Linked DNA regions of Mus musculus: region 2 is linked to region 1. Evidence: chromatin loops called from intact Hi-C (ENCODE). Cell type or tissue: left cerebral cortex. All regions are shown on one strand. Links, peaks and the distances in the headings refer to the core of each region. The heading gives the core; the rest is flanking DNA.

Region 1 (4,388 bases), core at 92-4,091:
GAGATTTAGTACGGTAGCTTTAATTCTTGGGAATTAAAGCCTGCTGAACTTTGCAATAGGGAGACGTCCTAGGCTGATTTTTTTTTCCTTTTGCTCCATGGAGGGAAACATTAATAAATGGGTCCTGTTCACTAATGTAGAGTTGTGAGGTATTTACCAGGGAGTAGAGAGCAGCTGGAAGCAAGCAGTAAGAACTTGGGAGGTTCAGAAGGGGGCGGATGAAGATACATCAGATCCTGGTAGTGCCATGAACTTGGTGCCCTTTCTCCGGTCCACAAAGTTTTACACTTTAATAATTGATGCTCGGAGAGGGCCGGGCACAGCAGGCTTGGCATGAGGAATCCTAAAAAGCCGTATTAACCTGACTACTTGGCCTTTTTTACCACCCCTGCTGGGCTAGTTTGGTGCTGGATTATCTTGCCCCCCCCGCCCCCCCCCCAGACATTCTGTTGTCGGGATAAAGAGGTTCAACTTAACACTTCTCTCTGTGTCTGAGTCCCTCTCAGCTTTCCAATATTGACTCCACAAACTCAGCTCAGTACTCCTGTTGCTCTCTTCCCCTCTTTGCCCTGTCGAGGATGCCTCTTCTCTGAGGCACTAGAGAAGATACCTACTCAAGGCTGCTTTGCACGATACTACAGTTCCTAGTGTGTTGAGTGGCCCAGATACCCTCTAAGTAAGGCACAAGAGGAACTCAAACTAGGGGTCTGCCCGGAAGGACAAGTTCGGGAACAATTAAAGCTGTAAATTTAGGAGAAAGGGTAGAAAAGACAGAAGAAGTCGAGAGTCATTTTGTGGGCTTTTCGGTGGTATTGAGTCTTATCTTATGGATAGTGTGATGTGTGCAGGGTTTTGGAACTCGGAGAAGATACACTCATTAGACACCTGCTGGTAGAGAGTAGGCTTAGAGTGATGGGGGCTTTGTGTTACATGGGAGAGACATTGGCAGCTTGAGCTGTTCCTTAAGGATAGGACTCTAATTTTTCTTTGATGGTCAGTCTAAAATCAGCACCTTCTTTGGTGGTGTAGCAGTCATTGATTTAGAAGTATCCTAGTAAACACACACATGGTTATGCTACTTGATAAAGGCTCATATACCAAATCAGTATTCATAGAGGACCACGTATCCTCATGTATGTCCAGGACCCAGCTATGTGCTCACATACAGTATGTGAGTTTAAGCCTCTGAGTTCAAGCCCTGATGATAACTGGCTCCATTGCACAGCACAGGCTTCTGGACTTGCTCATGGTTAGCATCTTCATCTTCTCTCACTCAGAGCCCAGGAGGCTGGGATGGGCATTGTGCGGTTAAGAAAACTGAGCCCCAGGGGCCTTTTCTTTTACAGTGTCCAGTTGGCAGAACCAAGATTTGAGTCCAGGTCTCCTGACTCCACAGAGCTGTCATTTAATTGGGGGAGCATATTGACGGTGTATGTCTCATCATTAATTGCTTTCTGGCTAGCTTCAGACAGAAGAGTTCACTGTACATTTTCTTAAGTCTGTTAGGAGAACAAGACTCAGAGAGGTCAATGCACTGGAACAGGGCTACACAGGAAGTACCAGGGAGGCCACTGGGCTTAACTGGCCCCATTGTAACTTCCAAAGGAACAAGATGAAGTAGTGTCCAAGTAAGGACAACCTTGGCCTTGGGGTTTGGGATAGGCTAATAGCCACTGGCCAGGCTGCTAGAAGCAGGGTTTTGCAGGGTGCTGGCTTAGTCCAGGGAGGCACAGAAGGGAAGATGGGATCTGACTTGAGAGTTTAGGAAGAGCCAGCTCTGTCTACTCAGAAGAATGCTATTGGGGCCTGTTGTCTTCTTGAAGGCCCCAAGTTTTACTTTTTGATTTGCAAGCTGCAACTTTCTGGGGTGACCTATTGTAGCTACCTCCCTCAGCCTGTCATGGCCACCAGGTACACTGGAGACTTGCTGAGGTCACCGTGTTTTCCAAGGAGACCTCTGGTTCTGCAGAGAAGACACCGGGGTGTGAAGTCAGCGCTCCATGTCTCTGGAGACTCCGGTGCTTCGGAAAAGCATCGTTGGCTTGTCACTGTGGACTGTCGGGGGTGACACCCAGGCCGTAGAGAGTCACAGGGAAGTAACAAGTCTTCTGACCCCTTTCAGAGGGCGTCTCTCTCACTTAGGCCAGGGTGGTACACGAGCTCTCTATTGATGACAAGATGGGCGGAGCTTGGTTACCTGAGACCCAGTGCTCTTTCTACTTCTTCCTGAGTGACAGCCTCAGAAAGCCATCCATGCGGCTTGAAGATGGCTGGGTGCTTGCTGCCACTCTACCGTGAGTCATTGAAGATCTCTCTATGATGTCATTTACAATCCATACTTAGCTCCTGCTGGGTGAGCTTGTGGGACAGCCACAGATTTTAGAAAACAAACCAATGAAGAAAGCTTCTAACGTTGATAGACAAGCCCATGCCACTCACTTGATCTAATCTAGAATTCTGCTTTTCTGTTTTTTTTCTAACTAAAAGCGCTGACTTTCTATACCCTTTACCTCTCCCACCCCCCTACAACTGACAGTCTCTGAAGGACTCCTGGCCTCCTGTGAGCTTCAGCTGGAATCCAAGATCCACTCCATGACGGTGGGTTCCAAATGAGAGAAGCCCACTTAATAAAGCTGACCAACTAATGTTTTAAAAAATGTAGACATGGCTCAGTGGTTAAGAACACTGACTGCTCTTCCAGAGGTCCTGAGTTCAAATCCCAGCAACTACATGGTGGCTCACAACCGTCTGTAATGGCCTTCAGTGCCCTCTTCTGGTGTGTCTGAAGACAGTTACTGTGTTATTCATATACATGAAATAATTTTTTTCAAAAAATAAAAATTAAAAAAATCCAAGCAGTGGTGGCATACTCCTTTAATCCCAGCACTTGGGAAGCAGAGGCAGGCAGATTTCTGAGTTCGAGGCCAGCCAGGTCTACAAAATGCAAGGTTGTTCAAGAGGCTCCTAACACATTACGGACTGTCCATATTGCTCTTGGTTGTCCTACTCTGCCCCAGAGATTGAAGATAAGTTCCCACTGCTAAAGACCATAGAGGACATTAGATCCTGAACAGCCAGAGGGACTTAATGAACGATGGAGTCTGGAGAGCGATGAAGAAAAAACAATTTTCCTCCAGCCCAGAATCTGGCCAGAAGGATGGGCTCTGGCCCAAGGGCTGACTCTCCTATAGACCAAAGCATGGGAGGGTTTCAGAAATACTTAGAGCAGACAGGGGTACAGAGATAGAAGGGACCAATTCTTGCTCTCAGTGGGGAAGAGGCTGTGGGTTAGGATGTAAATGTCGTACTGTTAGCCTTGAAGCAACTGTCAGCCTTGAAGCATCTGCAGAGCCAACAGGGCCAGCTCTCTTTGCCTTAAACCTCAGGACGGTGTCTCTGGCTTGAGTTTCTGTGGCCTGAGTTGGGTTTTTGCTTGACTGCAAGACAGTTTGCAGCAGTCCTGGCGATACCCGCTCAGCCTTCCCCATTGGGGGAGGGATCATTCTTTTCCCTTGAGTAGTTTCGAGCCGAGCCCGTACTGTTGCGAGAATGTTTGAAAACTTCTCTTGGCTCGCAGAATGCAATTCTGACAGTGCTGAAGGCTGCCAATTAAATGACGGTTTAGATAAAGGCTGTGTGGGAGAGGGGAGTCCAATATCCGGAAACCTAATAATGGTTCCCTCCTGTCTTTCTGGAGCTCTGGCATAATCCTGATTGACTGGCTCACTTCTTTGGGCATTCCCACTTACTGGACAATTTAATAACATTTAAAATGTTTGACAACTTTTATTTGAGGGCAGACATGCTCGGGGAGGAGGGGCTGTGGGTAAGGATATAAATGTGGCACGGTTAGGAGAGCTGCCGCAAGTGTGAATAAGACTCTTTTCACGTTCGGGGGAGAGGAGCTGAGGGCCAAGGACAGACTCAAACCTAGGACCCATCAGAAGATACAGGGTGCCATGCACCTGTCCCAGAGAGAGGCGCTTTCTGGAGTTTGCTTTTCTCACGCACTTCAAGGATGGCACTATGACCATAGCTGTCACATCAGTGAAGTATCCCAGAGCCATACACCCAATGCGTCGTGCCACTGGTGGCCCAAGGTCTCCAGTTCTCAGTCATCGCCCTAGTCTGTACAGGGCCAGTGTGATGGTTCAACAGCTAAAGTCACCAGCTGCCAAGCCTGATGACCTGAGTTCAATCCCCAGGACTCCAGGTGTGGAAAAAGAGAATCTGCTTCATTAAACTGTGGTCTGATCTCCATATAAATGCTGTGGCACCTATGAATATATATCTCTATATATGTGATATAGATAGATAGATATAGACATCGACATAGACATAGACATAGACATAGACATAGATGAACAATCAGTGAACTAAGAAATTGG
Region 2 (4,388 bases), core at 103-4,102, 61 kb after region 1:
CCTGAAAAACCAGATCCCATGAAGGTGAAACCAAAGAGCACCTGAGCCCAAGAGGGGATTGTTGTCCACTGGGTTTGGGAGGAAAGCATTAGAAAATGGGGATGCCGGGAAGCCTGTTGCAAAGAGAAGTTATTGGCAGTCTTTACTGTATGTTCTTGAAGGCCTACACAGAGCAAAGTGCTCACTAAAAGCTCCGTGAAATATTGCTAGCATCAATAAATCCCTCAATATTATTATATTTCTAATATGTTATTAAAATCTATCTAACCATTTGTGTGTGTGTGTGTGTCCAAACTCAGAGCCCAGGGCTCAGGAGTCTACCCTGTGCTCAACCTATGTCCTGCTGAGTGGCAGATACTGAATCCCAGGTGTCCTAAGGGAGCTAAGGGACACCACCGACTCTCTTAATCTCCCAAAGTCAGATTGTTTCAAGGTCTGACTGCTGCTGCTGGAAGGCCACCTTCTTACCCAACACCAAGCTGAGCCAAAGAACCAAGCCAGGCAGACTACAGGGCAATCAACTGACACTTTCATTCCCAGGTCTCAGCAGAAGCCTGCTCACTGCTTAGCCTCCACAGAGGAGCTCACAAGAGGCAGTTGGGACAGTGAGGGCACAGGCAACGAAAGGAGGGTGTTGCTGTAGTTCCCCCTCTCATTGAGCATTTGCTAGGCAGGGGTATTTTGAGAGTGGACATAAACAGAAAGGCGTTGAGGCTGAGCTGAGACTATTGGAATGACTCAATCTGCCACTGTGTGTGTTTTGTTTTGCTCTTGCTTGTATTCTCCTGGGTCTAATCTGTCCTGTATTGGTTTGATTTCCCCCACCCCACACACCCCCCACCTCTCTTCCATGGCATGGCTTGCTATTTCCCAGGGACTCACTTGACAGGGTGTAAACAGTGGAAAATGTATTTAAGGAAGGATTAGCAGTATAGACATTCCTTTTTGGGGTCAACACCCTGTCAACAGTTTCATGGCGAGACTCCCACCCACCAACTCAGCTGCTAATTTGGCGAGGGACATTATTGCTCAGTGCAAAAATCAAATATAATCCTTGGGGGGTTTTGTGAGGCAGCCTCTCACGTCGCTCTGGTTTGGAAATCGATACAGTGGAACCCACTCCTCATTAACATTAATAATGAGTGAGCTGAAGCCAGAGTGGGAAAAGGAACCTTCTATTTCCCACCGGAAAAAAATGGCCTGGCTTTGTCGTCTACACTGCAGGTTTAGTCCTGATATTTGCCAGGCTGCTCTCTTGTGCTCTCTCAGCTTGTAACTTAGCCTACCGGGCTATAGAAAGAGGTGCCTTCAGCCATGTGAGAGAAATTCTTGGGAAGGCCACGCATCATCAGAAAAAAACATGTCCCAGTTGAAGACTTTTATCATGCTGACTGATCAAGCATTCACTGAGTGAGTTAGTCACGATTGGGAACCAGTAATCTCTCTTATCACAGGAATGAATAGATCTAGAAGCTGCCACGGATTTTAACTGCCCACCCACACAAAGACCCAGGGATTAAAGGCTTGCTTCTTAGAGTGATGTGCTAGGAGGTAGTGGCACCTTTAAGAGGTAGGACATAGTGGGAGGTTTTTAGGTCATCAAAGGCACGAGTCCGAGTCCCTCTTTCTCTGTCACAACCAGGCCGTGAGTGAATATTCTTTTCCACTACATGGTTTCACCCCATATTGTATCACTGTTACATCCAAAACAACAGGACCATCTGATCAGAGATAGGAACTCTTACAACTGTTAGCCAGAGTAGAAGTTTTGTCCCTAAATTTAATTGGCCCGTCTTCATTGTGTGAACGACGGGTCCCATGAAGACATTTTTTGCACATGGACCCTTTGCCAACATTCAGTTCTCACTCTCATTTCTTGGCTCCCTAACAATTTCTCTCTCCTAAGTTAATCCACTCAGGTATGAGTTACGGCGACATCGAGCTGGTCCACACACTAAGGTTCTTACTTCCTACAGCTCTGGATAACTCTTGATCCAGAAGTAGAAAGGAGCTTGGGGCTCTCTCTGCGTGATGATTCTAGGGCCACTGGAACTAAACCAACTGGGTGGCTTTAAAAGTCTATAGTCCCAGAGTTCTAGAAGTTAATCACTTGAAACCAAGGCTTTGGTTTTGTTGTTGTTGTTGTTTATTTAATTATTTGGTTTTTTTTTCTTGTAGCTGTAGGTGAGAGTATGCCCCAGTCCTTCCTTTCAACCTTTGCTGGTGGCCAGTAGTCTTTGATGTTCCCCAGCCCATGGTTATGTCACCCAGTGTCTGCGTTTATCATCAGACTTCTCTTTGTGTGGCTACCTTTCTCTCCTTATAAGAACACCAGTTATATTGGGCTAGCAACACCACTACCCGCAGCAGACCTCAGCACCACGTGATTACCCATAAATGCTGCATGTGGTTCTGATGCTTAGGGCACTGCCAGGTACTCTTAGGAGGCAGGCTTTAGCATTTGACTGACTTGGAAGCTGACTTGGGTGGTTCAGCCTTAGGTAAAGGGCTGAGGAGAAGCAAGAGGCACCATGCCAAAATAGAAGCCACCTTCAAGGGTGTATGAGTTTATGGGAAATCTGTAGCAAGTAACCACAAACTTAGTAGCTAAAACAATATTGTATTCTCTTCTAATTCTGGAAGCCCAAGTCAGTTTCAATGAATGCTGGGTAGTGCTGTCCTCCCAGCAAAACAGCCACTATCTTCATGAGGTCAGCAGTGTTATGAAAACCAACCAGTTGACCCTGTAGCAACTGAAGCTGAATCCCTTTGGTGGAGTCTGGAAGATGGCACCAAAATGTCAACCTCTACTGGAGTGTAGCAAGCTGGCATGTTTACTGTCTGCTCCCAATCTGTTATTAATTGAAGGCTATTTCTGGAGTGGTTGCAGGTACTCCTTGTAGACAGCCTCTGTCGGATTGTGTGTGTGTGTGTCTGTGTGTGTCTGTGTGTGTGTGTGTGTGTGTGTGTGTGTGTGTGTGTGTGTGTGTGTGTGTGTGTGTGTGTGACCATGAGCAGCTATGCTATACTTGTCTCTGCAGGGACCCTTTGTATGGTCACCTGGGTATATATATAGTTCCTCAGAGGGAAAAAAAAGGAGGAAGACAACACTCTGAGGTGGAGTGGCCACATGGGGAGGGACTTGCTAAGACCCGGAGCTGGCAGGTGTGCCAACACACTACTGCCCTATCACCTGTGTTTGGCTGGTGTTTGCGTGAATTACTTCCAGCTGTGAGGATTGTCAAATATTTTGAATGCTCTTGGTGATGAGGTCAACACTGGCTGTGAGGATTGAGTTAGAGGCTATTGTGACAGCTGTTTGCAATTTGTTTGCAAGTTGCTGTTTTGTTGCTGAGGCTGTTTGCAGGGCTGTAGTGACAGAAGAGACAGTCCTTGGATCTCATACCTTGGAGTCTGCAAAAACAGGACCTTCCTAGATTGGTGTCATTTTGGTCCGAGGCTTTCTGGAGCAGAAGGGTGACAAGACCTTAATGATGGTGTAAAGGTGAAAATTAAAATTCCATCCAAAACTTGTGACTGGGTGGTCCCAGGTTCCAGTTGAGCACTGGTTTTACTCCTGACTGTCGTGGGTGAGTCTCTGGTCCTGTTTCCTTCTCCGTGAAGTGGGGTAAATACAGCATCCTCAGTTTCCTGAGGAGTTCATATGATGAGAGACTGGAAGCAGGGGATGGGGCCTGGTCTGTTTAGTGTGCATTGATTCAGGCCATCTGGGTATTGGGAACTGTTCTGAGTCTCCCCGTGAGTGGCAAAGACTGGCTCACTGACTAACCTTGAACACCCTTTGTCAGATCAAAGGTCTGCTGGCATACCACTCTCTAATTGTGTATTGGTGGGACAAACTGGTGCAAGCAGCTGGCCTTGGAATCAGCTTCTCATCCAGCATTTCCACCGGTGTCAGGTAGGGTGAGGCCCTGCTTGGTCAGCCAAGCAAAACTCTATGTTTCTCTAATAAATCAGAGCCACGTCACAGAGTCACCCCGCTCCACCTCTGAGCCAAACACTTTCCCAGCCTTTGATAAGCCTATGGTCTCATGGAGGCTTCAGATGTATTTAAAATGCCTGCAATGCAGCGGGTCATGATCTAAGAGCACACACGTATACTATGTCGATAGATTGCAAGAGGAGAGAGTCCATTCTGCCTCAGGGCCAGTGGACAGATGGAAGAGTTACATTTAGAAATATGGTGGATAGGGAGGTCAGGAGACTCTCGGGCAGCAATAGAAGGCATGGAAAGAGTATAGAAGGTCACAAAACTGGATTGATTGCCTCATGAGGTAAAGCACAGGGCTAAAGCTTCTGAACTTATTTATAGGGGCTGGGAGAACTGTAGCCCACATTGGCTCAGCAGCAAAGAGATGGATAAGTTT

What was found. Peaks named below come from ENCODE experiments on the same cell type or tissue, not always from the same donor. Only the 100,000 strongest peaks of a DNase experiment are listed, where the experiment ranks them.
Region 2: it touches region 1 in a loop (5-fold over the local background); 1 of 42 quality-filtered maps calls a loop at or near these places.

The regions. Positions count from the first base shown.
Region 1 is chr8:118,303,608-118,307,995 of GRCm38, forward strand. All of the region lies in intron 1 of Cdh13 (cadherin 13), which reads left to right. All of the region lies in intron 2 of Gm51555 (a long non-coding RNA gene), which reads right to left. Among named protein-coding and RNA genes, the nearest start is that of Cdh13, 22 kb to the left of the region's middle. In left cerebral cortex, for the core only: no CTCF peak of the experiment used is centred there; a DNase peak (open chromatin) is centred at 2,212.
Region 2 is chr8:118,364,408-118,368,795 of GRCm38, forward strand. The region is part of intron 1 of Cdh13 (cadherin 13); the gene reads left to right. Among named protein-coding and RNA genes, the nearest start is that of Gm51555, 33 kb to the left of the region's middle. In left cerebral cortex, for the core only: no CTCF peak of the experiment used is centred there; no DNase peak of the experiment used is centred there.